Linked DNA regions of Homo sapiens: region 1 is linked to region 2. Evidence: read pairs that join two places in POLR2A ChIA-PET (ENCODE). Cell type or tissue: OCI-LY7. All regions are shown on one strand. Each heading gives the region's core, and the rest is flanking DNA. Links, peaks and the distances in the headings are about the cores only. Region 1 has its middle 6.0 kb from the start of ELOVL6. Region 2 overlaps ELOVL6 (ELOVL fatty acid elongase 6).

The links. ChIA-PET counts read pairs that join two places held together with the same protein. Peaks named below come from ENCODE experiments on the same cell type or tissue, not always from the same donor. Only the 100,000 strongest peaks of a DNase experiment are listed, where the experiment ranks them.
Region 1: POLR2A ChIA-PET joins it to region 2 with 10 read pairs; 6 of 35 experiments call an interaction of 5 or more read pairs at or near these places.

Annotation. Positions count from the first base shown.
Region 1 is chr4:110,199,736-110,209,503 of GRCh38, reverse strand. No RefSeq gene overlaps it. Among named protein-coding and RNA genes, the nearest start is that of ELOVL6, 6.0 kb to the right of the region's middle. In OCI-LY7, for the core only: no CTCF peak of the experiment used is centred there; a DNase peak (open chromatin) is centred at 5,833; H3K4me3 peaks cover 1,412 bases; H3K27ac peaks cover 1,791 bases.
Region 2 is chr4:110,044,589-110,056,741 of GRCh38, reverse strand. ELOVL6 (ELOVL fatty acid elongase 6) reads left to right here. Exons shown (of 4, transcript NM_024090.3): 4 at 4,980-10,896. The coding sequence ends at 5,404. Among named protein-coding and RNA genes, the nearest start is that of EGF, 140 kb to the right of the region's middle. RefSeq lists enhancers at 871-930, 1,341-1,390, 4,553-5,752. In OCI-LY7, for the core only: CTCF peaks have their summits at 6,404 and 6,603 (motif pointing left); a DNase peak (open chromatin) is centred at 6,611.

The DNA.
Region 1 (9,768 bases), core at 4,341-6,840, 150 kb before region 2:
AACCAACTTAATAGATGATGATTTAATTTAATCCTCACAGCAATCTTGTGAAGTTTGTACCATTATCATTCCCACTTTCTATATTTAAAAAGAAAGTAAGAAAGAAACAAAGGAAACATGTTTTAAAGAATGTAAGCAACTTGCCCAAAGTCAGAATTAGTGGATGGAATTGTAACCCAGATATATTTTTCTTCCTAGAAATTGTGATGTTCAGAGAGGTCTAAAGTGAAATAGTCAGGAAATGAATATTGATTTTTCTCTTCTGAGGCAGTTACTAGTTTCTGGATTAATTTTTTATTTGCAAAAATTAAGAACACACCAAAAAAGCCTTTCCTTTTTACAAAACACAATGGTGTCAGACTTAAATTTTTTTCTGCAATTAGGTGGACAGCAAAGTTCAGTAGGGGGAAAAAATCAGATGCGATTCCTGTATTGACAACCTCTGTAGGTAGGACCAGAATGAAAGTGCAACATGTAACTGTATTTGGAGTAGTATTTCTGACCAGGCACTGTGACTCATGCCTGTAATCCAGCATTTTGGGAGGCTGAGGCATGTGGATCCCAAGGTCAGGAGTTCGAGACAAGCCTGGCCAATATGGTGAAACCCCGTTTCTGCTTAAAAATACAAAAAAATTAGCCAGATGTGGTGGCACACGCCTGTAATCCCAGCTACTCGGGAGCCTGAGGCAGGAGAATTGCTTGAACCCGGGAGGCAGAGGTTGCAGTGAACCGAGATCGTGCCATTGCACTCCAGCCTGGGCGACAGAGTGAGATTTCATCTCAAAAAAAAAAAAAAAAAAAAAAGAGTAGTATTCCCTTTCCAGTTGTGCCCTTTGCTCAGACTTAATGTCAGCTTGCGGGCACCAAAGAAGATACATGAAGAAATTATGACTCAGATCCCTGTATCTCCCGTGGGGTAAATACAGGTCAACTAGTTAGGAAGCAAGAAAAAATAAATCCACCCATTTGAGGTTTGTTTTTCAGTTTAGAAATCTCTAGAACTGTGGAAATAGCTATGTAATCCTGGGGTGATGTGGGGGTTTGGATCAGAACTCCCAGGTGCAAGCTAAGTAGGTACCTGAGTCCTATTCTCTTAGGAAACAGGGATCAGGTATTCTTTAGATATCTGGACCAATAGATGCCCTACATACTGTAGATAACTAATAAAGCCTGGCTCTGTGTTGATTATGTTGGCCAAGGATTGCTAAATTTACATCAGGACTTCCCATACTGGTCCATGGACTTAGTGATTCTGAGTTTACTGCAACAGGTCCTTAGCTTGCCGTAGGCTGAAAGAGTAATATGCGTCATAAATATATGCACAGTTATCTTTTTTTTTTTTTTTTAGACAGTCTTGCTCTATCACTCAGGCTGGAGTGCAGTGGCATGACATGGCTCACACTGCAGCCTTGACCTCCTGGGCTCAAGAGATCCTCCCACTATAGCCTCCCAAGTCGCTGAGACTACTACTACTAATGTATGCCACTATACACAACTAATTTTTAAGATTTTGGGGTCAGGCACAGTAGCTTAGGCCTGTAATCCCAGCACTTTGGGAGGCCGAGGTGGGTGGATCACCTGAGGTCAGGAGTTCGAGAGCAGCCTGGTCAATATGGCAAAACTCAATCTCTACTAAAAACACAAAAATTAGCTGGGTGTGGTGGTATGCGCCTGTAGTCCCAGCTACTTGGGAGGCTGAGGGAGGAAGATCGCTCGAACCTAGGAGGTGGAGGTTCCAGTGAGCCAAGATTGTGCCACTGCACTCCAGCCTGGGAGACAGAGTGAGACTCCATCTCAAATAAATAAATAAATAAATACATACATACTTTTTTTTTTTTTGTAGAGACGGGATCTTGCCCGGGCTGGTCTCGAACTTCTAGGCTCAATCAATCCTCCCACCTTGGTTTCCCAAAGTAGTGGGATTACAGGTGTGAGCCACCTCGCCTGGACTCTTCTACATGTATGAAGATGCTGTTGTAATTAATAAACTACAGAAATGCCACCCATTACTGAATTCACAGTGGCTTTTTGACTATACAGGGTTATGGCATGGAAGCCAGACTTTGGAATCAGACAGATTGGGCAATCTAACCTAGCCATTTGGCAAATTAGACAGGATCCTTAAAATTTCCAAACTCCACTTTCCTCATCTATAAAATGGAGTTATTGCATGGAGTTGTTATAAGGATGAAATGAGACAATGCATGTAAGGTCTTAACAGCAGATGCTCAATAAATGAGATCTATTATTACTTCTATCAACATGTACTTTTCTAAATCAACTGATAGTCTCATATAGGAGTCTATCTGGATCTTTTTCTCATCCATCTATTGGGATGGTGCAAATTTCTTCCCTATTTGCAGATGTTTCCCTCTCAATAAGACATCAATATTCTATCATGTGTGTTGAAAATATCTTATTCTCTAGTACAAATTTGCAGCTTCTAATAAGCCTACGTTGTAGGTTTTGTTTCCAGAGTTAGAATCAAATATTGAAACTAGTTCAGGGCAAAAGAGACGTATTTTCCATCCCCATGTAAGTTAATAAAGAAAAGCTCTTTATAAATATTCAGTTGGTCAATGTTCCCTGAGAGTAAGAGGAGGTGATGAAGAGGAAAAAAGGTAAATTATGTCAATTGGATTCATCCTGTTCTATGGTCTAAAGTTGAGAAGAAATGTCTCTTTTTGGCTAAAAATACACACTCTCTGGCCTGCGAGTGGGAGGAGGACTCAACTGTGGTGGTTAAGAAGATGGATCCAGAGTATCTGGATTTAGATTTTGACTTTACAGCTAAAGAATTGAGAGCTCTTGGGCTGACTACTTAACATCAGTGTGCTTCAGCTTCACATCTGTAATTTGGAATAATGACAGAAAACATACAAGCTGGTGTCATGGGAGGAAGGCTGCTGGGGAGCCATGGTCAGGAGATTGAATAGTGTCCCTTCCTCCAAATTCATGTCCACCTGGAACATCAGAATGGGACCTTATTTGGAATAAGGGTCTTTGCAGACATAATAAAGATAAGGATCTAAATGAGATGATACTAGATTAGGGTGGATCCTAAATCCAATGAAAGTGAGTTTATAAGAAATAGAAAGAAGACAGAAAGACGGAGAGAAGAGGGTGATGTGAAGATGGAGGCAGAAATTGGAGTAATGTGTCTACAAGCCAAGGAATGCCACAGTTTGCCAGCAACCACCAGAAGCTAGTGGTATGGGACAATTTCTTCCTCAGAGCCTCCAGAAGCCAACTCTGCAGACATCTTGATTTCTTTTTCTCCCTAAACTGATCAGCAGTATTTTGATTATTTTTTTCCTGACACCTGGATTTTGGACTTCTAACCTCCAGAATGACATGAGAATACATTTTTGTTATTTTTAAGCCATCAAGTTTGATCAAGTTTGTGGTAATTGTTATGGCACCCTAAGAAACTTTGGCTTCAGGAAGTCATCGTTCCTGCGATCAAGGGATTTTTAATTTCCTACATGGGAGAGGATGATGAGCTAAGGGCCTGAGGTTTATAAAAGCTTTGATAACAAGGACTTCAAGAGGTTAGGAGACAAGAAAGAGAGAAATCATCTCTGTGAACAGGGAAGGCTTTAAGTAGGAAGTCGTTCGTAAGTATCCAAAGAGTGGACTGATTTTGACAGGTAGGAATGGGACAGGTGGGGTTAGGAGGGGAGGATATTGATATTCCAAACAGAGGGAACTGATGGAGAAATGCAGCAGAGATAGCAAAGTTTGAGGTGGTCAGATGACATCAAGTGGTTCAGCTTGGTTGGAGTCGGCCTAAGGAAAGAGGCCTGGAAAAGCAGATTAGTGTTAGAAGTTTCCGAAAATAATGTATGTGTATTTTAACATATTTGTATGTCACAAAAATTGGGGGCTGGTATGAAGATCCTCCAGCATAGTACTGGTTATTTTATGTATAGAAAGAAAATTAGGCTGGGTGAGGTGGCTCACGCCTTGTAATTCCACCATTTTGGGAGACTGAGGCGGGAGGATCTCTTGAGCTCAGGAGTTTGAGAGCAGCCTGGGCAACGTGGTGAGACCTCATTTCTACAAAACATTTTTTAAAAATTAGCAGGGCTTGGTGGTGGGTGCCCGTAGTCCCAGCTACTTGGGAAGTTGAGGCAAGAGGTTCACTTGAGCCCAGGAGTTCAAGGATGAGGTGGGCCATGATTACACCACCACACTCCATTCAGCCTGGGCAACAAAGCTAGACTGTCTCAAAAAACAAAAACAAAAACAAAGAAAAGAAAAGAAAATTAAAGGATCAATTTACTTTCCCTAAAGTCAGATACCTGTCTGTAAAAGAGCCAAGACTAAAACCTGTATACCTTGTTTAGTAGTCAAGTCATCTTTGCAGTAAATCTTTCTGTCTTTCAAATACTCCTCCTTCTCTTCTGGCTTAATTTTTATTTTTTTCTCGAGACAGAGTCTAGCAATGTCTCTCAGGCTGGATTGCAGTGGCGCCATCTCAGCTCACTGCAACCTCTGCCCCCCGGGTTCAAGCGATTCTCCTGCCTCAGCCTCCCAAGTAGCTGGGATTACAGGCGCCCGCCACCACGCCCAGCTGATTTTTTGTATTTTTAGTAGAAACGGGGTTTCACTATGTTGACCAGGCTAGTCTCAAACTCTTGACCTCATGATCCGCCCACCTCGGCCTCCCAAATTTTTAAAAGTTTACTACCAAATATAAATTAACTGTTACTTTTTGAGCCCCAGTTATTTATATTCAATATTAGCTACCTATCTAGTTATGGTTAGAAACACACACAATAAATCTTTTCATAAAAATTCTTAGTGGTGTTGCTGGGCACCCTCCCAACATTCCCTCCCATCTTTCCTAACCTTACTGTATGTCTTGTAATTGAAAATAAGTCTAGAAAAATCACCATTTTATATGTTTAGCTTCTAATATTATGTTACATGTTAAGTTGTTCAGTATAGAAAATTACAAATAGAAAAGTGACTCATTATTTCACAGCTCAGGTATTCCTGTTGATTTTTTTTCTTTTTTTTTAAATGAAATCAAGTTCATGGTAAGAAAATTCTAGCACTACAGAAAAATAAAGTACAGAAACCGTCTTTTGTTTGCTCTCAGGTTTTTTCTCAATGTATACATCACCAATTAATTCTTGTTTTTGTCTTTCCAGAAAAAAAAAGTACAGTGTAGATGTTTCTCTTTTCTTTTCTTTCTTTCTTTTTTTTTTTTTTAGCTGATGTCTTGCTCTGTTGCCTTAGGTTGGAGTGCAGTAACACTAACATGGCTCAAGACCACAGGCTTGTGCCACCACATCTGGCTAATGATTTTTTAAAAATTATTATTATTATTATTTTCTTTTTGTAGAAACAGGGTTTCACTATGTTGCCTAGGCAGTCTCAAACTCCTGAGCTCAAGCGATCCTCCTTCCCCAGCCTCCCAAATGGCTGGCATTACAGGTGTGAGCCACCACATCCGGCCTTACATGTTTTCCTCTTTTTTTCCTCCCCAACCACTACAACGAGAGATGTTTTTTTCTTAATGCGACACTATATACACAATGTCCTGTGCCTTGCTTTTTCATTTTCCTTGAACATTTATCAGAAATCTCTTTTGATGTTGCAACCTACAGAGCCTTTTTTAAAAGACTTTATACTATTCAATTATAAGGGTGTGTCACCATTTATTTAATCAGCCTCCTATTTGTTAGGGTCCACCCAACCGGACTGTTTCCCCCTCCCCTAGACCTAAGCCTCAAAGGCCAAAAGTAAAACCCACTACCCTAAACCTTCCTGTAACTGTCTGACCAGAGGCCAGCTGTTCCAGGATGCAGTCAAGACATCTACCTCCACGCCTGGTGCTCAGAGAACGTTTTACACCCCCTTTTTGCCATACAGTCCCAATTCTGCCTCCCTAGCCAAGGTATATTCTTTCTATGCAGCACCTCCACCTGCTTCTGTCTACCCACCAACTGTACAGGCACCTGTACACTGGTCTTCCTCAGCCCTAAAATAGACATAGCTCCAGGAGAAAACCTGCCCCTCCAAACCCTAAATACTCAAATCCCACACAGCAGGCGCCAGGCCATACAACTTATCCCACTATTTGTAGACCTAGGCATCACAGTGGCCGCAGGTACAGGGGTAGCAGGAATCGCAACCTCCTCTTATTACCATAAAACCTTATCAAAAGACCTTTCAGATGGTATAGACAACCTTGCAACTTCCATATCCCCTTACAAGCTCAGCTGGACTCCCTAGCGGCAGTCGCCTTACAAAATCAGAGAGGTCTCAACCTACTTACCACCGACAAAGGAGGATTCTGCATTTTCCTAGATGAAGAATGCTGCTTTTATTTTAACCAGTCAGGCTTAGTTCAGGATGCAGTAAAAAACAAACAAACAAACAAACAAAATCTCAAAGATCGAGCCCAAAAGATCAGGGAAAGCAGCTCCTCTACGTGGCCCTCTTGATCTCTCAGCACCTGGGCCGCCTGGCTACCCTCTCTCCTTGGACCTGCTGTAATCCTTTTTCTCCTCCTAATCTTAGGTCCTTGCCTAATACTCCTCTTCACCCAGTTTTTGCAGAATCGTATCCATGCCTTTGCCCATGGAACCATACAGGTCATGATGTTACTCCAGGAGTATCAACACTTTCAAAACCAAAGCCAACCTCCACTTTCCAGCCTTTCCCCTAGCCCCTGCCCACTCTCAGCCTGAAGCAGTCTGATGAAATCAATGCCCCTTCTCTATCATCTGTTAAAAGGCTGGAATGTTAGGGTCCACCCAACTGGACTGTTTCCCGCTCCCATAGACCTAAGCCCCAAAGCCCCACCTGTAACTGTCGGACCCGAGGCCAGCTGTTCCAGGATGCGGTCAAGAAGTCTACCTTACACAACAGAACTGGCAAGAAAAACAACTCCAGGAAGCGGTCAGACACCTGGCACAAAGGATCCCCTACTCCCTGGCCTTTTCTTTTTCCTTCACCCTGACCCAGTTATATGCCCTATAAAACCTTGCTATATAGCCTGTAAGCGGGGCTGCCTCCTCTGCTTTTGTCAAGAGGTAGCCCACCAGGACTGACAATGAATCACATTGACTTGAGTCTATTGACCTCATTCCTTTCTTGGCTGTCCTTCCAATTATCCCTTAAACTATTATTTTCAGTGTTTTATTATAAACAGTGCTGAATATATTTGTGGGGGTTTTCTTTGTTGGTGTTGTCATTTTTTGAGACAAGGTCTCACTCTGTCATTCGGGCTGGAGTGCAGTGGCGCAATCATGGCTCACTCCAGCCTTGACCTCCCCAGGCTCAGGTGATCTTCCCACTTCAGCCTGCTGAGTAGCTGGGAATATAGACACATGCCACCATGCTCAGCTAATGTTTTTGTATTTTTTTTTTTTGTAGACACAGGTTTTCACCATCTTGCCCAGGCTGGGCTTGAACTCCTGGGCTCCAGCAATCAGCCCACCTCGCCCTCCCAAAGTGCTGGGATTACAAGCATAATGCCAGCCCAATGCTGAATATCTTAGACATATATCCGGAATGTTTCGGTGAGTATATCCATAGCAGTGAATTTACTAGGAATTATCATGCTATTATTCGGTTTAACATTCTTTTATCCTCCTCCACTCCACTGCAGTTGAGAATAAAATCTAAACACCTTATCTTGATTTACCTGTGGCCAAGATCTGACCCCTGCCTGTCTCTTCAACCTGTTTCTTTCAATTACTCCTTACTGATGGCCTGAAGCCACACCAGCCTTTTGTCCTCAATCCCGCAAATTTATTCTTTTCCTAGGAGCCTTTGTACTTGCTCATTCTTCTTTGTAACACTTCTGCAAGAGGTGGCTGGCTCTTTGCCAGCGGGGTCTCAACTCAAAGTCCTTCTCCCTGAGGCCTTCCAGGTTTAAATGAGCACTCCCAGGCCTTCATGTCATGCTGTTAAATTGTAATCCTAGCATTTCATTCTCTAAGAAATTATTTTGTCTTCCCTTCTGGAATGTAAGCTCCAAGTGCGCAAGAGCCCTGTTTGTCTCATTTGTGAGTCCCAAGAGCTCAGATGAGTATGTACTCAAAATATATCTGGTAGGCCAAGTGCGATGGCTCACGCCTATAATCCTAGCACTTTGGGAGACTGAGGCAGGCAGATCACCTGATGTCAGGGGTTCAAGACCGTCCTGGCCAACATGGTGAAACCCTGTCTGTACTAAAAATACAAAAATTAGCTGGGCATGGTGGCACATTCCTGTAATCCCAGCTACTTGGAAGGCTGAGACAGGAGACTCACTTGATCCCAGGAGGCAAAGGTTGCAGTGAGCCGAGATCGCGCCACTGCACTCCAGCCTGGGCAACAGAGGGAGACATCATCTCAAAAAAAAAAATAATTCTGGTGAATTAATGGTGTGGATTTAAAATTGTGATATATGCTGGGTGCCTATAGTCCTAGCGTGGAAAACATAACAAGTCCCCATCTCTAAAAAATAAATGAAATTATCATATAGGCTGCCAAATTGCTTTCCATACAGAGTCACCAGTTTTCAAAGTCACTGACAGTGCTTGTTTGTTTTTGAGATAAGGTCTCACTCTGTCACCCAAGCCGGACTGCAGTGGTGTGATCATGGCTCACTGCAGCCTTGACCTCCCAGGCTCAAGCTATCCTCCCATCTCAGCCTCCAGAGTAACTGGGATTACAGGCATGTACCACCACACCTGGCTAATTTTTAATTTTTTGTAGAGATGGAGCCTCACTATGTTGCCCAGTCTGGTCTCTAGCAATTGTCTTGCCTCAGCCACCCAAAGTGGATTTTCTGTCTTGATTCCTTTCTCACTTCTTACCTTAATTTATTTGATGAATCATTCACTTTACAAATATTTATTGATTATTCACAGGCTCAGGCACCGTGCTAAAATGGTTCTTTCTTATCTGGCCACACCTATCTTCCAGCCCAATCTTGCCAAGAGTTTTGGCCTGGGCCTTACTTCAAAGTGACGTAGACTTGTACTGTAGAGGTCTCTAGAAAGACAACCCTTGGCTGGGCATGGTGGCTCATGCCTGTAATCCCAGAACTTTGGGAGGCTGAGACAGGTGGATCACAGCCAGCCTGGCCAACATGGTGAAACCCCATCTCTACTAAAAACACAAAAATTAGGCGGGCGTGGTGGTGCTTGCCTATAATCCCAGCTACTGGGGAGGCTGAGGCAAGAGAACCATTTGAACCTGGGAGGCGGAGGTTGCAGTGAGCCGAGTTTGCACCACTGCACTCCAGCCTGGGCAACAGGGCGAGACTCCTCCATCTCAAAAAAAAAAAGAAAAAGAAAAAAGAAAGACAACCCTTAATGGGGGAGATGAGGACAGTCCCTACACAGAATCTTTGGCAGTGTCAATGTATACATTAATTTGCTAATCAACTAGGCTAGCCCTTTAATCTATATATTGTACTGGATTTTAAAAATTATTTCTTTACTTTCTCATTAGACCTTCCTCTTTTTTTTTTTTGTTTGTTTGTTTGGAGACAGAGTCTCCCTCTGTCGCCCAGGCTGGAGTGCAGTGGCAGAATTTTGGCTCACTGCAACCTCTACCTCACGGGTTCAAGCGATTCTCCTGCCTCAGCCTCCTGAGTAGCTGAGGTTACAGGTGCCCGCCACCACGCCTGCCTGATTTTTATATTTTTAGTAGAGACGGAGTTTCACCATGTTGGCCAGGCTGTTTTGAACTCCTGACCTCAGGTGATCCGCCCACCTCGGCCTCCCAAAGTGCTGGGATTACTTCTGTGAGCCACCA
Region 2 (12,153 bases), core at 5,305-7,804:
CATTCATCACAATAATTTGTAGTAGTCCTTTGTGGATTATCCAATAATCGATGCAGTTAAAATATGAGATTGAAGTGTTGGAAAAAATAATATTCTAATCTTGACATAGTTCTTTAATGAGGCTAATTAGTAACACAAATTCTTCATACAGTTTCAAACCCTTTATAGAGATAATTTTCATGTTCTGAATACTTTTTTTTTTTAACATTTTAAAATATGGGATATTGTTCTTCAAATACTCTGGAGCTCCTCTGACAATGGCCATTCAGAGGTAAACCGCTGACTCAAAACAGGTCCAAAATCAGTGCAAGTGTCTCCAAGACAAGCAGATCTAGGTCTTTATGTAGTCAACATGTTTGCCTGGATGACTTTTTTTTCCCATGCATTTTGGAGGTTAAATTTCTTTCCAGTTTTTGCAGTTGGAAAATCTTGTCGCTACTATTTAATTAAGAGAGATTTACCCGTTTGGATTATTTAGAACTTTTCTTATTTTTAGGTCTCAAATTTTACCTTTCAATATTCTAAGATTCTGGACTCTTTATGAGCACCAAAAGGAAAAGATCTAGTGAGAAAAAAACAGTTCTTCCATGTATAGTACTGAAACTGTATCCCCCCCCCCAGCTCCCACAAACTCAAACTCTTGTTTTAAATTGCAGTAAAATATACATATTATTCAGATTGTTGAGCAACCATTACTCCATCAACTTCCAGAACTTTTGCATCTTCTCCAACTGAAATGCTACTCATTCCACACTAACTCCCCCTTCACTAAACTCTTAATAAATAGCAAGAAGACCTTTCTGTTTCAGCAGAAAACCGTGAGCTCATTTCAGTGAATTATGGGGTTGTAGGCCACTAGAACAAGTGAGAGGAAAAGAGCCACTAACCTGCTTTGTGTGCCAAATCTCTGAGCACCTACTATTTGGATTATATTAAAACCCGCTGAGATTTTGTTTTGTTAAAACTTGGAAATATCTGCTCTGAGCCCAGGTCCTTGCTCAGTTGAGCATGTCATTGTTTTTGAAGCTCTGACTCAGCAGCACTCTAGCTAGCTCTGGGAAGAGGGACTCAGCTGTATGTGACAAACCACACACACAGAGTAGCCTCTCTGTGTCTCTTGGTGGCCAAGAACACCCTGGGGATTTCCAAATGCTTGTTGCTTTTCCTGCAGCTGCAAAGGTGTAGTTAAGAAGGGACACTTGGGTATAAGGAACAACATGCCCTGCCTGAAAGCTGTCTCTTGAATGAAAATAGTTGGACCAAAGGTTAGAGAAATCATGATACAGAGAACATGAGCCAGGAGGTAGCTAAAATGACAGGACTGAAACGTTCGAGAGTCTAAAGTCCCATTGCTTGTACTTGGCCAATGTCCTTCCCGTTATGCCAACAGGACATTTGAACAAGAAAGATTGACTGACCAACTCAAATACACAGTCCCTCTGATAGTTAACATTTCTGGGTCACTCTATAGCTTCTGGAAAGCCTGAAATTACCATGACTTGGCATGACTCTGGCTCATGACAAATTAAATGTGACATTATGTGGTTTCCCCAGAGGAAAAATAATTTGTACCTGCCAGAGTGGCCTGACTGATGCATCTCAGCTGCCATATCCAAGACCGTGAGAGGACTTGGTTAGCTCTTCTAGAGCCCCACCAGTTTCCCCCTGCCTGAGGGAAACTACCACTCTTTGGGTCAGCAGTCTGGGGGATAGTAACCCTGATAGGGTGTTGAATGGTGCTACTGATCAGCTCCAGAGCCATTGCTGGGAGATGATCAATTTCATTCCCGCACCCACCATCGTGCATATGTGTTCTGGAAAAAACTCCTAAGCAAATTTAAATTAATTTTGTTCTTGAGATTTCGGGACATGTTTTCCCCTCCTCCTACCCTCCACTCCACTCCCCTCCCTAAAGTAACTAGAAACACCCAGTGTATCTCAGTTAAACCTGAGATATACCCTCACCTCCAGACAGGAGAAACACAAAGCCATTCTTAACTCCAGAATTGTACCTTCCACTTTCCATCCCACACTAGCCCATTCTAATATGGTTTTTCTTAATCATTCTTTAGACAATAAAATTTTAATATAAAAGTGATGATAGGGTTAAACTAAAGAGTTAGGATGAAATGCATATTACTTTGACAAATTTATTATAATGTGTTTGGAATTGTATAGGGGTTTATATTTTAGTTAATGCTAAGAGACTCATGAAAGCATCTATTCAATTATGAATGACTAAACTTGTTTTAAACATACAGTATCTTGGACATCTACCTTCTTTACACTATGAACCAAGGTAGCTGGAATTGATTGTGTCTGCGTTATTGTCCACAGAGGGATTGGAGGAACAGAGTAGTACTTATACAGAAACGGTGGATCTCTGACAGATACAAAAATAGCACAGTTTAACACTGAAAAGTAGATCCCGGGTCTCCTGACACCAGTTTTGTCCCTTAAGTATATGTATGAGGGTTACCATCATCATCCATCATTATCAGTCTGCCTGACACTTATAGACACCATAAAAATCTGGCATCTTGCAAGAGAGAAGATGACTTCAACAAAAATTTGACAGTAGGTTCAGAAATATAACAACTGACAACTTTCCTATTTATTTAATTAATTTATTTATTTTTTGAGATGGAGTCTTGCCCTGTTGCCCAGGCCTAGAGTGCAATGGCATGATCTTGGCTCACTGCAACCTCCGCCTCCCCAGGTTCAAGTGATTCTCCTGCCTCAGCCTCCTGAGTAGCTGGGATTACAGGTGCCTGCCACAATGCCCAGCTAATTTTTTTTTTTTGAGATGGAGTCTCACTCTGTCGCCCAGGCTGGAGTATAGTGGCACAATCTCGGCTCACTGCAAACTCCACCTCCCGGGTTCATGCCATTCTCCTGCCTCAGCCTCCAGAGTAGCTGGGACCACAGGCACCCACCACCACACCTGGATATTTTTTTAATTTTATAGTAGAGATGGGGTTTCACCGTGTTAGCCAGGATGGTCTTGATCTCCTGACCTTGTGATCTGCCCACCTCGGGCTCCCAAAGTGCTGGAATTACAGGTGTGAGCCACCGTGCCAGCCTAATTTTTGTATTTTTAGTAGAGATGGGGTTTCGCCATGTTGGCCAGGCTGGTCTCGAACTCCTGACCTCAGGTGATCCCCCCGCCTTGGCCTCCCAAAGTGCTGGGATGACAGGTGTGAGTCACCACACCCGGCCAACTTTCTTTTTCTATTGTAAACAAATATGAAATAATAGTGTTTAACAGTTTAGTAGGAAAATAAACCAATAGCTCTCCTAATGCATGGAATGGGGCACCACCTGTATCTTTCCAGCCACTGCCATTAGAACCTTAGAAGTCTTTCCCCATAGTCCAGCATTCTTTGACCTTGCTGAGTGCAAGCGTTTTAGGCCATCTGTGAAGTACATGAGGGATAAGGTAGGAATAAGTACTAGTTTTTCTTTGTTTTGTTTTGTTTTGTTGCGCTTAATTAAATTTCAGAAGAAGAAGAAGAACCAGGGCCGGGTTCTCAGGGCGGTGGCTCACGCCTATAGTCCCAGCACTTTAGGAGGCCGAGGCTGGTGGATAGCTTGAGCTCAGGAGTTCAAGACCTCATCTCTACTAAAAAAGTTTTTTTAAATTAGCTGGGCATGGTGGCACATGCCTGCAGTCTCAGCTATTCCTTAGGCTGCAGTGGGAGGATCACTTGAGCCCAGGAGATCAAGTTTTCAGTGAGCTGCGATGGCACGTAGGTGACAGGGCAAGACCCTGTCTCAAAAACAAACAAAAAATTAAAAGAACCTTCTAGCTTTTGTTTTTTACACAAAAAGAAGCCAGGTTTGAGTTCACCAAAGGTCATGAAGGATGTCGATTTTTCCCATGTCTCATAACCATAGAGATAGGAAGGAGAAAGACGCATTCACCTGCATTAGCCTGTTTCTGTCACACATCCTAGCGTAACTTCCCTTATTTTCTTACTCGCTAATGTAATTGGGTATATTTTTCACTGGGCTTGCTCTTCATCCAATTTTACATAAATGTTCTACAGTCTATTTTCAGAGCCCTGAAACTTTTCAGTGAAGCATTGCAGATACATAGCATCTACCCACCTCAGCATAATTCTAGCTTTCATAATATAAATTCCCTGCCTCAGAAGCTATGGTCTTTTCCTTCAAAGGGATATTGTTAGACAAAATTTTGATAGATCCTGGAAATCTTTTCAGTTAATTCTGTAAAATGAAAACTGTTATTTTCAATTGCTCCTCACTTGATTCACTGGTATAAAATATTCCTATTACCCTTGTCAGCAAATGTGTATAGAAGAGGATTTTTGTCCCCCTTTTTCTGTCTTTTGTTTAGGTTTTACTTTTCTCACTGCCATTTGGCAAGGCTGTGTAATTTAGGGAGCTCACAAAGATATATGTTTGAGGGGTACCTTTTATCATGTACCAAAGAAAAATTATGGTTTTACTACTCTAGAGAAGCCTTAGAACATTTTGCTGGGCACTTGACTTCCAGTCTGTTTCCTTTGATTGATAAATGATCTAAGACAAGTCACCAGTCCCCTCCAGGTGGTATTTCCTAAAATGTATAGTTGAGTTGGGAGTTGGCAACATAGTTGTTAATGTCCCTTCCAGATCAATGATGGATAAGATTTTGTGTGAAATACCTTGAAAGAAACATTTGCTGCTTGCCTCCTGTGTGTGAAGAGAGCCATGCTGATTATCCTACTTAATCCTCAGGTGATTCCATGCTACTCTTTTAAATTATCACCATTTATATAGATGAGGAAACTAGAAATAGTGAGGATAACTAACTTGTCCAGGGTCACAGAGCTAGTAAGTACCAGTTCAGGGTTCTAATCCAGTCTATGTAACTCTCCAGTCCTAGCTCAGGATGTCTACCCTCTTACAAAACTGTAAGTCATCGTTACTGGTGGTCAAGGATCTCACGTACCTTCTTCCTCTTTGTCTTCCAGGAGATACAATATTCATTATTCTGAGGAAGCAGAAGCTGATCTTCCTGCACTGGTATCACCACATCACTGTGCTCCTGTACTCTTGGTACTCCTACAAAGACATGGTTGCCGGGGGAGGTTGGTTCATGACTATGAACTATGGCGTGCACGCCGTGATGTACTCTTACTATGCCTTGCGGGCGGCAGGTTTCCGAGTCTCCCGGAAGTTTGCCATGTTCATCACCTTGTCCCAGATCACTCAGATGCTGATGGGCTGTGTGGTTAACTACCTGGTCTTCTGCTGGATGCAGCATGACCAGTGTCACTCTCACTTTCAGAACATCTTCTGGTCCTCACTCATGTACCTCAGCTACCTTGTGCTCTTCTGCCATTTCTTCTTTGAGGCCTACATCGGCAAAATGAGGAAAACAACGAAAGCTGAATAGTGTTGGAACTGAGGAGGAAGCCATAGCTCAGGGTCATCAAGAAAAATAATAGACAAAAGAAAATGGCACAAGGAATCACACGTGGTGCAGCTAAAACAAAACAAAACATGAGCAAACACAAAACCCAAGGCAGCTTAGGGATAATTAGGTTGATTTAACCCAGTAAGTTTATGATCCTTTTAGGGTGAGGACTCACTGAGTGCACCTCCATCTCCAAGCACTGCTGCTGGAAGACCCCATTCCCTCTTTATCTATCAACTCTAGGACAAGGGAGAACAAAAGCAAGCCAGAAGCAGAGGAGACTAATCAAAGGCAAACAAAGGCTATTAACACATAGGAAAAAATGTATTTACTAAGTGTCACATTTCTCTAAGATGAAAGATTTTTACTCTAGAAACTGTGCGAGCACAACACACACAATCCTTTCTAACTTTATGGACACTAAACTGGAGCCAATAGAAAAGACAAAAATGAAAGAGACACAGGGTGTATATCTAGAACGATAATGCTTTTGCAGAAACTAAAGCCTTTTTAAGAAATGCCAGCTGCTGTAGACCCCATGAGAAAAGATGTCTTAATCATCCTTATGAAAACAGATGTAAACAACTATATTTCAACTAACTTCATCTTCACTGCATAGCCTCAGGCTAGTGAGTTTGCCAAAACCAAAGGGGGTGAATACTTCCCCAAGATTCTTCCTGGGAGGATGGAAACAGTGCAGCCCAGGTCCCATGGGGGCAGCTCCATCCCAGAGCATTTCTGATAGTTGAACTGTAATTTCTACTCTTAAGTGAGATATGAAGCATTATCCTTTTGTTCAGTTGCCCCGGGCTTTTGAACAGAAGAGTAAATACAGAATTGAAAAAGATAAACACTCAACCAAACAATGTGAAAACGGGTTCTGTAGTATTTGTAAAAAGGCCCGGCCCAGGACCACTGTGAGCTGGAAAAGGGAGAAAGGCAGTGGGAAAAGAGGTGAGCCGAAGATCAATTCGACAGACAGATGGTGTGTATGCCCCTCCCTGTTTGACTTCACACACACTCATAACTTTCCAAATGAAACCCCACAGTATAGCGCATATTTTCGATATTTTTGTGAATTCCAAAAGGAAATCACAGGGCTGTTCGAAATATTGGGGGAACACTGTGTTTCTGCATCATCTGCATTTGCTCCCCAAGCAATGTAGAGGTGTTTAAAGGGCCCTCTGCTGGCTGAGTGGCAATACTACAACAAACTTCAAGGCAAGTTTGGCTGAAAACAGTTGACAACAAAGGGCCCCCATACACTTATCCCTCAAATTTTAAGTGATATGAAATACTTGTCATGTCTTTGGCCAAATCAGAAGATATTCATCCTGCTTCAAGTCAGCTTCAGAAATGTTTTAAAAGGGACTTTAGCTCTGGAACTCAAAATCAATTTATTAAGAGCCATATTCTTTAAAAAAAAAAAGCTGGATAATATTCTCTGTAATATTTCAGTCCTTTACAAGCCAAATACATGTGTCAATGTTTCTAGTATTTCAAAGAAGCAATTATGTAAAGTTGTTCAATGTGACATAATAGTATTATAATTGGTTAAGTAGCTTAATGATTAGGCAAACTAGATGAAAAGATTAGGGGCTTCCACACTGCATAGATTACACGCACATAGCCACGCATACACACACAGACACACAGATGTGGGGTACACTGAACTTCAAAGCCCAAATGAATAGAAACACATTTTCTGGCTAGCAGAAAAAAACAAAACAAAACTGTTGTTTCTCTTTCTTGCTTTGAGAGTGTACAGTAAAAGGGATTTTTTCGAATTATTTTTATATTATTTTAGCTTTAATTGTGCTGTCGTTCATGAAACAGAGCTGCTCTGCTTTTCTGTCAGAGATGGCAAGGGCTTTTTCAGCATCTCGTTTATGTGTGGAATTTAAAAAGAATAAAGTTTTATTCCATTCTGTGTGAATGGTTTGAGCAGTGAACAAAGAATCCATGCAAACCAAGTCATGACTGGAAGAAATGGGGAGTGGGGGACAGTGCAGGGGAGGAAAGCTGTTACATCTATGTTAAATGATTGTGAGCAGTCTATAATGTCTTGATGTTGGTTCATAGGTGAGACACAACTGATGGAGGAATGTATTATAAATTATGCAAAATCTGACATGAGCTGAAAAGACAGGTCCTTTTATAAGAGCTAATAGATGCTTAGGATGCAAATGTTATTTTGAGCTTCGCAAATACATGATACCGTGCAATAAGCCTTTTTTCCTTATAACAGAAAATGAGAATAATTAAAATGAGGAGAAGGCCACATAACAGTTGACTTGAATTTAATTGAAGGACCCATTGGAGGCTCATCTGGTTGATTTAATTATTTAATTGAGTGATTTATTGCAGATCTCTTAATGCAGGTTAGAAACGGAAGTGAGCATAAACCTTAAAAAGACTCTAAATGATGCTTCCAAAGCACTTTCATTTTGGTATTAGGTTCATGTTTGTTTGTCTTTACTTGTAAAATAATTTGGAATTTTTGTTTACAGGGTGAATGTCTTAATAGTTTTAAAATTAGCTAAATATATCTAAAGGCATTTCCAATGTTTATCATGGGAGGAAAAAAGCCACATTTTTTTTAAAACAAAACAAAACAAAACAAAATTTTGGTAATATAGGTTCAATACACTGTTTTTAACATCTCAGCTTAGCCGCTTTAATCATATCAAGATATGAGGCTGGATCACTGGCCCATGACAAATCTGAAACCTACCAGAGAATTGACTGCTGCATAGATAATCCTGCTGCCAGTTAACATTCCAGAAAAACTTGGGCAGGCAAGTTTTTATAGCTGCCCCACTATGCTGCAATAGAGTATCTTTCTATTGAAGATTTTCCACTGCATCCCGATCCTACTATGGTGAAAGCATTGTTCTTGGGCTAAAAAAAAATCCTTTATTTCATACACACATGATTTCATACACTAGGTCTGAGCATCAAGCCAAGTCCATGAGTTTGCAATGAAGTTCTAGTGAGAAATGCTCTATTCATAAAGCAGGGGGTTTACGTGGACCTTCTAGTGTTGCTTATGGGAAAAGAGTAACTACCATATTACATCTAACGCAAGGCCAAAGTACCAAATTAAAACCATGGATTGAGGTGGTTATTCGAAGTCACTTACTCCCATCCTTCTAATTATGCTCCACTACAAAAGTAAGGGGAGAAGAGGGAATACTTTACATGTACATTGCTAGAGGGAAAAGAAAGGCTTGATTATATCCCCTCGCTTCTCCACCTCTCTGCTCATGTAAAGAAACTGATGAGAAAAGAGACTAATATGTCTAGACTGAGTTAGAAACTTCATATGAGTGGGTTTTGTAGAATTGATGGGAAAGACAGTGGGAACCTAGAAGAACAGAAAGAGACCCACAGAATGTCTTTCTTTTTTTTTTTTTTTTTTTTTTTGAGGTGGATTCTTGCTGTTGTTGCCCAGGCTGGAGTGCAGTGGCGCGATCTAGACTCACTGCAACCTCCGCCTCCCAGGTTCCAGCAATTCTCCTGCCTCAGCCTCCCAAATAGCTGAGGTTACAGGCGCCCGCCACCACACCCAGCTAATTTTTGTATTTTTAGTAGAGACAGGGTTTCACCATGTTGGCCAGGCTGGTCTCGAGCTCCTGACCTCAGGGGATCCACCCGCCTTGGTCTCCCAAAGTGCTGGGATTATAGGCGTGAGCCACCGTGCCTGGCCCAGAATGTTTTTTTAAATCAGATGTAGCATCTTCATAAGGTAAAGCCTGTCACATCAGAGTAACAAAGCTCCTGGAGTACAGTGATGCTAGAGTAGAATGTTCCAGAAGTCTGGCCATAGCCCCAGCTTCTGAATTACCTGGGAGAGACAAGATGCTCAGGTTACTATTTTTTCTTTATTCTGATAGTACAGCCTCTACTCAGAGACCACGGTGTGTGTCACACAACCGAGGCAGCTAGGGCATATTCTGAGGGCTTTTTTTTTTTTTTGGTTTCCTTAATGATTCTTTAACAGAGTAACTGGATTGGCCAAGGTCTGATTCAAGAGGCTGTGAGGAGAGTAGAGAACAAATAGACTTTGCCTCTCAGAGTTCAGAGCTTTAAGTTGTATAAGCATGGTCCATGTCCACCTCTTGTAGACACTTATTCCTTAAAAGTTTCCATCATGAAAAATAATATCATGTCAAAATTTTATAAGCACCCAGAATGTCCCAGTAGTCAAATGTAGTGTCTTTCTCCAGTCTCTGTTTTCGATAATAAATACCTTGCTCTCAATTTAGGATGATCGTAAAGCCTATGTTCATGCTGTGAGTCATTGTCTCCCACAGCTTTTGAAACATCGTTCTTTGTCTTTTCTATACAACACCTGATTCTTTGTGCCTCAGACTCATTGCTATCAGGAAGAGACTTTGCCAAGATCCACCACCACATTTGGCCAGTAGTGTATACACATTAAAGTGAGAGCTGATGAAATCACAATGCTCTATTTTGTTCCGACAATCAGTATGAAGGGGTAGGTCCCAGTTTGCCAATGAGCAACAGCCTCTGTATGCTGGTGTCCAAGACTTACACAAAACAAGTGTCAGTGCAGTCACAGCATTTTCTTGAATGCTGTTGTGACAGACTCCAGTTATAAACATCTGCGAGCCATATGGCACAACTCATAGCTAAAGAGGCCGGTACAGGGCACATGCACAGAGCTTTGAAGAACATACACAAACCTGTTGAATCAAGTTACTTTCCTCATCCTCAGAGACTTTGACAATTCAGAGCTCACAGATGGCAGGGGGAATTCTCAGGCTTCCCTTCCTCCTGATTGACACTTTTTAAAGGAAGTGATGTGGAAGTTGTTCTAGAAGTTAGATGGACAGTGGGAGCACATTCGTGAGTGGGGCTTGGGAGAGCTCAAAAGTGGCACTTTGATTTTAGGCTGGGCAGGCAGAAGTCTCACAGTAAAATATATTTCACTAGACGTCCAAACCAACACTGCATTGTAGTAACCTCTTCTGAAGTAACTGGTTAAATTAATAACTGGTCCCATAAGTCAGGGTCAAGCCACATTTATAACCCATTCGGGCCGGCCATGAAGGGTTCTGACTCGACATTGGTATTTAAATGCTGTTACTTTCCCAATGCTTAGTAGCACTTGAGACTTTATTTCCATCGACAAAAACTAAGAAGGCCACAGAAGTAGCCTAACAGTCCTCCCTGGTCATACTCGTTTCAAACAGGTCTGCCTGTCTAGACATATTCAGGCAGGAGGTTGCTTGCTGCTATCTTGAAAACCACTGGAAGATTCAGCTTCTTGGGGACCTCAGAGCCCATATTCATATGGAAGCCCACCCATATAAGCCTCACAGAGCAAATCACAGCAATGTTGAAGTTGTTATTTTCAAGTGCTTATTTCACGACATTAAAAAAAATATTTTTTCCTGGTGTATTAAAATTAAAAATAAAATCATAACTTTTGATTTAAAATCAAACTGTGTTTCTGTTTTCTCTTACTCTGGGCAATTTAAATGGGACATCTAGGACACTGAGGGTTCCTCAAATACTCAGAAATGCCATTTCCACACTTGACACCCATAGGCTTGGGGCACAGAGATGAGTCACTAAAACTCCTCGCTTTCTAGTAGAGCCCAAAGATGCTGTAGCCCTCAACTACTACTGACTAAATGTCCATAAGATGTCCAGCCCTTCAGTAATGCCTTTCATTGATAGATTGATAGAGCATCTTACAATTCATATGCTTTCTACCTCTGTTGGTTCACCAGAGCAATTTTTTTGGGGGGTGGGGGGGATAGAGTCTTGCTCTGTCCCCCAGGCTGGAGTGCAGCAGCAAGATCTTGGCTTACTGCAACTTCTGCCTCCTGTGTTCAAGCAATTCTTCTGCCTCAGCCTCCTGAGTAGCTGGGATTACAGGGGCGCACCACCACGCCTGGCTTTTTGTATTTTTAGTAGAGACTGGGTTTCACCATGTTGGTCAGGCTGGTCTCGAACCCCTGACCTCATGATCCGCCTGCCTCGGCCTCCCAAAATGCTGAATTACAGGCATGAGCCACTGCGCCCGGCCGCCAGAGCAGTCTTAATGGGGCAGATGGTCTAAATTGAAACTCCATTTTTATAGATGAGAAAAATGTGCTTGTTAGATCCAGTGTTACAGAAGTGAGATTTGGACATAATCTTAGCTTGGATTTTGCTGCAGCCATTCAATATTTTGAAAAGAATGAGAATATAAATGAATAAAATTCTAATACTTGGCACTATTGGACAGAGCGTCTCAGGACAAAATATATTTTAGGGAAAACAACGGGTACAGCACCTCCTTCTTAGTTAATGGTGCAATAGGTTACTCACGCCTGCCAGATACTAGTAGGAGTAATCCAAGTCATCCACTCCCTGATCCCTAAATAATTTAGCCTTCAAATTCCAGTGTTCTGGAAAGTTCTTTGGCACACTTTATAGGTGAAATAGTTTGTCATTCTTCATCACCTTTTGGCACATTGTTACAATGTGTACAAAAGCAATGTCCCTACAGCATTTATATTTAAAACCCAAGAAACCGTTATTTGTGCAGGTTTCTCATGGCCAAATTATTGCCTCTTTTCACATCTCAGAATTGTTAAGATGGAACTTTGCAATCTATTTAATGTATTTTCTTAACTTAGGGTCAAATGGGGAAAAATCCATCCTGCACACAAAGTGTTTTTATTAACTTCAAAAAGGGATGGGGAGGGGGA